Regions from separate parts of the Homo sapiens genome. Here region 2 is linked to region 1. The links are chromatin contacts, found by Hi-C or POLR2A ChIA-PET in ENCODE. All regions are on one chromosome and are shown on one strand. The core of a region is the stretch at or near the end of the contact, and the rest is flanking DNA. Distances in the headings are between cores, read along the strand shown.

Region 1 (5,623 bases), core at 2,484-4,983:
CCTATTCAACCATCTCCATGCCTTCTTCCCAGCCCTAACTCCTTAAAACCACTCATATCTTTACTATTGCTATAGTATTGCCTCTTCCACCATGTCATATAAATGGAAACATACAGTATTAGTCTTCTCAAACTAGTTTCTTTTACCTAACAACATGCATTTAAGATTCATAGTGTCTTTTAATGACTTGATAGATTATTTCTTTGTAGCTGAATAATATTGCATCTTATAGATGTAACCGTTTGTATATCCATATTTTCTCACAGCCTATGACTTGTCTTTTGATTCTCTGAACAGTGCCATTCACAAAGCAGAAGTTTTAATTTTTATAAAGTCTAATGTATCAACTTTTTCTTTCATAAATCATCCTTTTGATGTATCCAAAAACTCATTACGACACCAAAGGAAATCTAGAATTTCTCCTATGCTATCTTATAGAAGTATTATAGTTTTGTGTTTTATACCTATGTCTATGATCCATTTTGAGTCAATTTTTGTGAAACATATAAGAGCTTGCATATTGGACAGAACCATTTGTTGAAAACACTATCCTTTCTACATTTAATTGACTTTACTTCTGTGTCAAAGATAATTACTATATTTGTGTGTGTCTATTTCTAGGCACTCTGTTCTGTTCCACTGATTTATCTGTCTATTCTTTTGCCAATACCATGCTGTAATGATGACTATATTTTATATTAAGTCTTTAAAAGGATATTGTAATTCCTCCAACTTTGTTGTTCTTCAGTATTTTCTTGGCCATTATATGTCTTTTGCCGTTCCGTATAAACTTTAGAATTAATTTGTTGATGTCTACAAAATAGCTTGCTAGAATTTTGATTGAGATTACACTGAATCTACAGATTAAGTTGGGAAGAACTGAATTGTAAAACTATGGAGTCTTCCAATCCATGAACACTGACTCTCTATTTAGGGTTATAGTTTACCATATTGAGATCCTGTAATGTTTTGTTAGATTTATATCTAAGTATTTTATTTTTGTATGCTGTCAACATATTGTTTTTCCTTTTTCAAATTCCAGTTGTTCATTGTTGATATGTAAGAAAGCAATTGACTATTGTATGTTAACCTTGTATCCCATGACCTTGCTATACTCACTTAGTAGTGCCAGGATTTTTTGTTGCACTGTTGATTCTTTGAGACTTTTCACATAAACAACATATCATCATAAAGAGTTTCTTTTCTTCCTTCCTAATTTGTGTATCTTTTATTGCTTTTCCTTGCCTTATTGCACTAGCGAAGATTTTTCATACAATGTAGAAAGGAGAAGTGAGAGAAAATGTATTTGCTTTGTAACTGATCTTAAGGAAAGTGTCCAGTTTGCCACCATTATAATATTAGCTGTAGGCTTTTTGTTGATGTTCTTTATCAAGCTGAGGAAGTTATCTTTTATTTCTAAGATATACATTTTTTATTCTTTCAAACTTCTTTTTTTCCCTCAAGTTCTGATAATTTTGTGATATCGTCTAACTTTTGCTCATGGCTGATCATTTCCTTTTGTGCTTTGTAGTTTTGATAAGTGTTTTGTTTACTTTTCTGTGTAAAAGTTCCTACTATCATCTGCTTATGAAGATGCGCCTGCCTAGAAGTGGCAAACTTCAGTATGCCAATCACTATTCACTTAAATGCATTCAGATTCAAGTAAAATTTGAAAGCAAGTAACTAGTTCATTCTTTCTTATTCTTTTTAAATCTTCTTTTATCACTTCACGCACCAAGGAGACAAAGTCAGGAGGCCAGAAAGTTTCTTAATCAACTTTTTGGCTAGTTATGCAATCTTGACCAGGTTATTTCATTCCAAAATTCACTAATGCTTCCATTTCTTTATGTGGAAATTATTATGACAGTCACTAATTTTTACTCAAGGAGATTTAGAGACAGCTCAATACCCTTATATTATCAAGTCTGTGAACTCCTTGAATGGTGTTACAAACAGACTAAGGTGGTCCCCTGATCCCTAACTCCTAATATTCATGATTGTGTAATCCCTGCTTCTTGAGTGTGGGTGGGCCTGTGACATGTTTCTAACAAACAGAACATGGTACAGTTGATAGGATACTATTCCCATCTTAATGTTACATTATTAGGCGAGGTGACGGGAAGTCACTTAAGAGGTTATGTTACATGGCAAAGGCGATAACATTGTATTATTTAAGACTCTGTCTTGTTTGTAGCCTCTCCCTTTTTCCTCTTCATTACCAGCCTTTAAGAATCAAGCTGCCATGAATTGTATGGCCACCAGGTAATGATTCTGACAGCAACCTGAAGGAGCTTAAAGGTTGATCCTTCTCCAATCAAGCCTCCAGATAACAACACCAAAATTGCAGTAAATTGCAGGTTTGTGAGATCCTGAGCAGATCCAGCTAACCTGTGCCCAGACTCCTGGCCCACAGAAGCTTTGAGATAATAAATATATTTTAGGCTTCTAAGTTTGTGGTTATTATTTATTTATTTTTATTTTATTATTATTATTATTTTTTGAGATGGAGTTTCACTTTTCTTGCCCAGGCTGGAGGGCAATGGTGTGATCTCGGCTCACTGCAATCTCCACCTCCCGGATTCAAGCGATTCTCCTGCCTCAGCCTACGGAGTAGCTGGGATTACAGGCATGCACCACTACACCCGGCTAATTTTTGTATTTTTAGTATAGACGGGGTTTCATCATCTTGGTCAGGCTGGTCTCAAACTCCTGACCTCAGGTGATCCACCCACCTCGGCCTCCCAAAGTGCTGGGATTACAGGTGTGAACCACCATGCCTGGCAGTAATTTGTTAAATAGCAATAAAAAAGCTAATAGTGCAAAGTCTCAATTAAGTAAGTAGTGTCTTTTAAGGTCCTCAAAGAAGTAAATGTTGAGAATCACCCAGGTTTTTTAAAAAGTCTGCTTTTAAGACAATTATTTCTTTATGGTAGAGAGAAATGTAGGGAGAGAGAGAGAGACAGAGAAAGAGAGAGAAAGTCCTGACACTGAAAAATAGCATTCTTTATTTCATAAAGGCATCAAATTTTGATTTTGTAGCCCATAGGTATGTAAGGAAATGGATATAAAATAACAATACTTTTATGATCTGAGGGGCTCAATATAGTTATGTATTACTTACTATTTTTAGTATGTATACATTCAAAAATGTCTGTACTTTGGTGATCAAGACACACATACTATTTCCAAGTTTGATCTATTCAGCGCAAACTGGGATTTTAAATGCTATCTGTATCTTAAGATATAAAATTATTACAAGGTAGAAAGTCATAAATAAAAGTTCACTTCCAAAAATATATTACTAATCTGTTTGTCATGGTTGTGTTCTTCAGCCACATGATAAAGTAATTCCCAATCTACTTGATTCAAATTTGGTTTATCAAATGCCCTTCTAGAAAAATGCATTTTCATAACAGGTTGTCAATTAATGGAATTCACCAGTAATACATATTTGAGAACTTTCAAGTTAAAAAAACACTTTTCAATTTTTTCCCTAGTAAATTATATCAGAATGAATCACTATGCACCAGAAGTTTCTTCTAAAGCCTGACTGAAGTCATAAATTAGTCTGAAAGTTATACTGTGAGAAATTTACCCACATTTCTACTAAACAAAAGCTAATTTTCTTACAGCTTGTGAAATATAGAACATGACATACCCTTCCTTCCTGTACTTTGGTTAACCAGTACTTTTTTCTTTATTCTCAGAACATACCTCGACTCTAATTCTTACCGCAAACTAAAGTGATGCTTGCTCCGTCCCTTCCCTGCCCCTTTTTTGCATTTGAGGTCTACTGTCATACAGCAGTGTTACACTTCTGTATTAAAATCACAAGAAAAGCAAATGATCTATGGTCTGCTTTCCCGTATGACCTATGTCATTCTGTGTAGTTCTCAAAGCATTTTTTCACCTTGTAGAAGATTTCAAAGTCATCTTTCCTCAAATAAATGTGGTGTTTCCTTCCCCTGGACTTTGTGAAATAGGATAACAAGAAATGCTGAATTCATATAAGTAGACCTTTAACAGGATGATTCTAGACTATGATGAGAAATAAGCAATACCAGTTGAATCATAACTGGTTTGCAAGCTCTTGTTGAAAATAAATGCACTGCTAATCATGTAGTTATTAAAGAACCTATGTCTGAAACTTGTATATGAGGAACAGAGAAATGTTTGTTTTCCTATTTACCCAAAGAAATGCTCTTATCTGTGCAGCATCTATAATTGTACATTTTAAGTATTCCTGTTGGGTGGAATAAAAAGTACTGTGATGATCACTAAACAGAACCAAAAGAGTAAAAGATATCTGGAATAGACTAGAGCAAGGAAGAACTGGCTTCCAATTTTAGCCCTGCCACTGACTAGCCTTGTGACCCTGAGAACATTTCCAAATTCCTGACTTGTTATCTGTATGCCTAACACCTACTATATAGTAATTGTGAGGATCATACGTAAAGTGTCTTTAGCCAACTAGGTACTCAGTAAATGGTAGACAGTATTGCTATCATTTCTGTGAAAGGTGTGACACCCTGCCTTTCATATGAGTGACTGTCATGCACAGGCCACTGGATGTTTCTCAGTTCAAAGAGTTAATAGAAGGCAAGTCCCAACTAGAAATCTTTTCATACTTTATCATTTCTTTCTCATCTTAGATGCTTCCTTACCCTACCCTCTTTTATCTCAAAATAACTCATTTCTTAAGCAGAAGTTTAATTAAATTTAGCAGCTCTACTTAAATTGAAGTGTTTCTATTTCTCCCAAACACACACACACACGCACAGAGAGAGAGAGAGAGAGAGAGAGAGAGAGAGAGAACTTAAAATCAGCAGACTATTTATTACATAGTCCAGATTGTCTACTCTAGAATATAGGTTATGAATAGCTGTGCCACCAGAACAGAGAATTCATAGACTTCAATGGATATTAAATAAAACATGGAGTAATTGAAAGGCTAGAAGTAATGTGATACTAACATAACCAATAGGCAAAAGACTGCTGAGGTGATAGCTATTTAGAATATAAGATATAAAGTGAGAAGTAATATGAAAAAAACTACAGGAGGGAAGTCCTTTTCCCAACCCTCAGTTTTGGATGTTAGACATTTGTAGAAAAAAAATTACAAAGCTGTAGGATTCGGAGAGTTCTAGACTTGCCATTAATGTTCAGGCAGAACAAAAGCTGAATTGGGCAAAAAACACGACATCCCCACCCATTTTGTTTAGACTGTCTATAAAAATGACTTTATTATGATCTTTGCAGCACCCATCTCAGACCACATCTTTCCATGGTTCTCATGAACCTTAACCCCTCCTATTAAATCTTATACTTCCCGCTTTATTGTCACTATAGATGTGAGAAACAGCTGATGGTCATCTTTGTTTACAAGCCATTACAGGTTTGAACAAATTCAAAATTGCCTATTATTAAGCCTCCGCAGGAGCTACTGGGCATAAGCAAACCTAAGATTTTATAACCCAGCAATTATCCTATAGAAAATAGTCCAGATTATTATATTCTGCCACACCTTTATTCATACTTGACTCCAAAAAGTTCTCAATTATTCACAGGGATAATCTAGAAAATAAATATTAGTTTTGCTTTCAAAGACATTACTGGAATGAGC
Region 2 (5,011 bases), core at 1,222-3,721, 67 kb after region 1:
CATACAGAATAGTTTCATTGCCCTAAGTATCCTGTGTGCTCCCCCCTTTTTTTTTTTTTTTTTTTTTTTTTTGAGATGGAGTCTTGCTCTGTCGCCCGAACTGGAGTGCAGTGGCACGATCTGGGCTCACTGCAAGCTCCACCTCCTGGGTTCACGCCATTCTTCTGCCTCAGCCTCCCAGACTACAGGAGCCCACCACCACGCCTGGCTAATTTTTTGTATTTTTAGTAGAGATGTGGTTTCACCATGTTAGCCAGAATGGTCTCGATCTCCTGACCTCGTGATCTGCCCGCGTCGGCCTCCCAAAGTGCTGGGACTACAGGAGTGAGCCACCACGCCCGGCCTTGTGCTCCACTTATTTATTGCTTCCTCCCACCTAATCCCTGATCTTTTTACTGTCTCTACAGTTTGTTTTCACCAGAATGTCGTATAATGGGAATCAAACAGTATGTAACATTTCCACGTTGGCTTTTCTCACTTACTAATATACATTTAAAGTTCTTCCATGTCTTTTCGTGACTTGATAGCTCATTTCTTTTTAATATTGAATAATATTCCATCATATAAATGTACCACAGTCTCTTTATCTGTTTACCTATTGAAGGACGTCTTAGTTGCTTCTAAGTTTTGGCAATTATGAAAAAAGCTGCTATAAACATCCATGTATAGGTTTTTGTGTGGGCTTAAATTTTCAACTTATTCGGGAGAATACCAAGCAGACCAATTCCTGGATTCTATGGTATGAGTATGTTTAGTTTTACATTAAACTGCAAAGCTGTCTTCCAAAGCGGCTGTACCATTTTGCATTTCCACCAACAATGAATGAGGGTTCCTGTTGCTCTACATTCTCATCAGCATTTGGTGTTGTCAGTGTTTTGGATTTTTGCCACTCCCATAGGCCTATAGTAGTATCCTGTCACTTTAATTTACATTTCCTGGTAGGTAGATCAAGAATAGAAGACTCTACCAATCGCTCCCCTCCCAAACCCCAAGGACTCCAATTTAACAACTATCTACCCACAAAAAAACCATCTTCATAAGAACCCATAATCAGGTGAGCACTCGTAGTACTTGGTTTTAACTTTGTATTGCTGAAAGGGGCACTGAAAAAGTAGAAAAAAAGACATAACCCTTCCCCTCCACCTCCCCACCCCAGCAGCAGTGGTATGGTACAGAAAGCTTCTCCATGAACTGGGGGAGGGAGAGTGCAGCAATTGTGAGGCATTAAACTCAGTGCTGTTGTTATAACAGAAAGGAAAACCAGTCCAAACTTAGCTGATCACCCACCCAAGGAAGGAGCATCAGCTAAGTTCTCATCAATCCCAGTGGTAAGAACTTGAGTTCCCACAAGCCTCACCACCATGGTCTAAAGTGCTCTGGGGCTCTAAATAAACTCGAAAGGCATTCTAGGTCACAAGGACTACAATTCCTCGGTGAGTCCTAGGGCTAAACTGGGCTCAGAGACAGTTGACTGGAGGGACATGTGACCTACTGAGACACTGCAGCACCTAAGGCAGGGCTGCTATTAACACTTCCCTAACGCCAGGCTGCATAGCTCACAGCTCCACAAGAGACCTTTTCCTTCCACTTGAGGAGAGGAGAGGAAAGAGTGAGGATGAATTTGTCTTGCATCTTAGATACCAGCTCAGCCACAGCGGGATAGGACACCAATTGGAGTCATGAGGCCCCCTTCGCAGGCCCTAGATCCTAGATGACATTTCCAGACATACCCTGGGCCAGAAGGGAACCCATTGCTTTGAAAGAAAGGACGCTTTCCTGGCAGCATTCATCACCTGCTAAGTGAAGAGCCCTTAGGTCCTGAATAACCAGCAGCAATATGCAGGTACTACATTGAGGGTCTTGGGGGAGACTCTGAAACTTGCTGGCTTTGGGTGACTCAGCACATTCCCAGCCATGATGGCTATGGGTGAGACTTCTTCTGCTTGAAAAAAGTGAAAGGAAAAGCAAAGGGGACTTTGTCATGCACCTTGGCCACAGGGTTGTAAAGCACAAAGCAGGCCTCTTGGGGTCCTCAATTCCAGGACTTGGCTCTTGGATGGCATTTCTGGACCTGCCCTGGGCCTGAAGGGAGCACGCTGCCCTAAAGGGTGAGTCCCAACCCAGGCAGCATTCACCACAAGCTGACTGAAGAGACTTTGTACCTTAAGGGAACATTGGTGGTAGTCTGGTAGTACTCCCTGTAGGCCTGTGGTGACGGTGGCCAAGAGGTGAGGCTCCTCTGCCTTTGAAAAGGTGAGAGAAGAGTGAGATGGACTGTATCTTGTAGTTTGAATGCCAGCTCAGCTGCAGTATAATAGACTTCTAAGGGTTTTGACTCTAATCCCTGGCTGCTGGGTGGCACCTCTGGGCCTTCCTGGAGCCTGGGGGAACTTGCTGCCCTGAAGGAAAGGACACGGGCCTGGCTGTCTTTGCCACTTGCTGATTGCAGAGAACATAGGCAGTAGCCAGGGAGTGGTTGCAACAGGCCTTGGGTGAAATCCAGTACTGTGCTGGCTTCAGGTCTGACTGAGAACAGTCATAGTGGTGATTGCCACAAGGGAGCTTGTATCACTCCACCCCCAGCTTTGGGTGGCTCAGAATAGAAAGAGAGGCTCCATTTGTTTAAGAGAAACTAAGGGAAGAGAAAAAGAGTCCCTGTCTGATAATACAAAAAATTTTCCCAGATCTTGTCTAAGACCATCAAGGCAGTACCTCTACAAGTATGCAATAACCACAGTGTTACTGAGCTTGAGGTACCTCTTGAAGCAGATACAGCTTAGATCACAACATCCAAGTCCTATCAAATATCTGGAAAGCCTTCCCAAGAAGGACCAGTACAAACACCAGACTGCAAAGACTACGATAAATACCCAGACACAGATGAATATCTACAAATATTGAGACGACCCAGGAAAACATGACCTCATTAAATGAACCTAATAAGGCACCAGGGACCAGTCTTGGAGAAACAGAGATATGTGACCTTTCAGACAGAAAATTTAAAATAGCTATTTTGAGGAAACTCAAAGAAATTCAAGAGAACACAGAAAAGGAATTCAGAATTCTATCAGATAAATTTAACAAAGAGGTTGAAATAATTTAAAAGAATCAAACAGAAAATCCGGAACTGAAAAATGCAATTGGCATACAAAAAATGCATCAGTCTTTTAATAACAGAATTGGCCAAGCAGAAGAAAGAATTAGTGAACTTGAAGACATGCTGTTTGTAAATACACAGTGAAAGGAGACAAAAGAAAAAAGAATGAAAAACAATGAAGCATGCCTACAAGATCTAGAAAATAGCCTTAAAAGGGCAAATCTAAGAGTTACTGGCCTTAAAGAGGAGGTAGAGAAAGACAGAGGTAGAAAATTCATTCAAAGGGATAACAGAGAATTTCCCAAACCTAGAGGAAGATATGAATATCCAAATCCAAAAAAGATTATAGAACACCAAGCAGATTTAACCCAAAGAAGACTACCTTAGGCATTTAATAATTTGCATTTCCTAATGAGATATGATGTTGTGTATCTTTTCATATGCTTATTTGCCATCTTTCGTTCTTCTTTGGTGAAGTGTGTTCAAATCTTTTGCGCGCTTATTAATCAGGTTGTTTGTGTTCTTATTGTTGAGTTTTACAATTTCTGTGCATATTGTGGATAACAGTCCTTTATCAGATGCATCTTTTGTAATTATTGTATCCCTGTCTGTGACTTGCCTTTTCATTCTCTTGACAGCTTCTGTTGCAGATGAGAAGTTTTCAATTTTATATCAATTTTTGTTCCCCAAAGTGCACAAATGTAACAGGCTACTGAGTACAAGTTTTTCTGTTATCCCAAAATTGGCAGTTAAGGCCACAATATTAAAATAGAGAAGTTGGAGAACTGAGAACAACTGGAGCTAACCACCTTCTTTAAGGCTTACGAAGACACAACCAGGTAAAGGCTCTGCTGCTCTAAATCATCACCCCAAACTGGACCTTCTCCCTCTCCAGTCAAGTCTGAAAGGAAGACTGAGGTGGGAACAGAGAAGAAGGAAATGATTAGAGGTGTAAGGTGGCCTTGGTAGGGGTGGGAAGGGAGTAATACTTCAGTTTTCTATCTATTCCACCAAGACATGCCTCTCACCACTGAACCAACTTCGGGGCTGCCATGAGAACCACTCTTAAAGCCTGGAAGGAGTGCCTATAGGAAGAGAAGGCCAGAATTACATTTCTAGCTTTGACATCTGCACCTGCAGTGGCCTTGCCAATCAAGCCACTGTACCTACCTGAACTGAGGGGAAAAAAAAGTGACTTAGAAAAGGGAGAGAGCACAGCTCTGGGGCAACCCACATGTGTATCTCCATAGGCCATGTGAACTTGGGAGAAGTAGCTAGGTTTGTGTTATCTTGACAAATTCTACCCACAAGGATTGGCCATTGAAAGCACATCTCAGCAGCAGGAGCTGGGGAGTGTTCCATGTATGAGATATCAATGACTGTGCAGTGGTGAGGTCCCTAAGGGGCTTCTGAAAACTCCCAGATAGAGACCTCTGCCTCCCAGTCCACATTAACCAGATAAACAGTCAAAATTTTACAGAGGACAAACTTCAGCTGCACTATTAAATGTGAGAGACTTGTCCTTTCTTTTCTTTCCCAAATCACCACAAACTGTGGAACCCTAGAAGAGGGAAGGAGAGATAGTATCCTGAAGGCAGACCACACCCACGTCTTCTATTCCCGACACCTTATATCTGATCTGTGATGTTGGAGGCAATAGCTCTAAATTAGATTGAGATTGAAGCTTTTCTAACACTGAATTGTTATGGTTTTGTTTTTTTTATAGAAGCCTAACCAAAAGATCACAGGATCTGCCCAAGTAAAAGAGAAATTTGACAAAGCTTAATTGAAAAAAAAAGTTACTTTCATATATATGCCCCAGGGAAATTCAGAATATTCAGCAAACTCATTACTAAAAGTAAACAAAATAATATGATATTACCATTAGGAAGAGAAGTACTTCATTAAAGTGAT

Evidence for each region. A loop is a pair of places that touch in the nucleus more often than their neighbours do. ChIA-PET counts read pairs that join two places held with the same protein, here RNA polymerase II (POLR2A). Pooled maps may share reads with other maps.
Region 2: a loop to region 1 is called in a map of cardiac septum, with 2.1 times the contacts of the local background. The contact joins two enhancer-like sites. A Hi-C loop is called at or near these places in 2 of 168 maps with a recorded cell type or tissue (GM13977 and cardiac septum), 8 of 37 single-sample maps with no recorded cell type and 12 of 50 pooled maps. POLR2A ChIA-PET finds 5 or more read pairs at or near these places in 20 of 52 experiments (B cell, CD4-positive, alpha-beta T cell, CD4-positive, alpha-beta memory T cell and 11 more).

The regions. Positions count from the first base shown.
Region 1 is chr2:157,409,803-157,415,425 of GRCh38, forward strand. CYTIP (cytohesin 1 interacting protein) reads right to left here. Exons shown (of 8, transcript NM_004288.5): 8 at 4,817-5,623. Among named protein-coding and RNA genes, the nearest start is that of CYTIP, 31 kb to the right of the region's middle. RefSeq lists an enhancer at 3,900-3,949. Within about 2 kb of position 3,734, at least 5 of the 41 ENCODE cell types and tissues checked have a DNase peak (open chromatin) inside an H3K27ac peak, as active enhancers do.
Region 2 is chr2:157,478,365-157,483,375 of GRCh38, forward strand. The region is part of intron 3 of LOC105373712 (a long non-coding RNA gene); the gene reads right to left. Among named protein-coding and RNA genes, the nearest start is that of CYTIP, 37 kb to the left of the region's middle. RefSeq lists enhancers at 2,081-2,210, 2,351-2,400 and a silencer at 2,561-2,620. Within about 2 kb of position 2,472, at least 6 of the 41 ENCODE cell types and tissues checked have a DNase peak (open chromatin) inside an H3K27ac peak, as active enhancers do.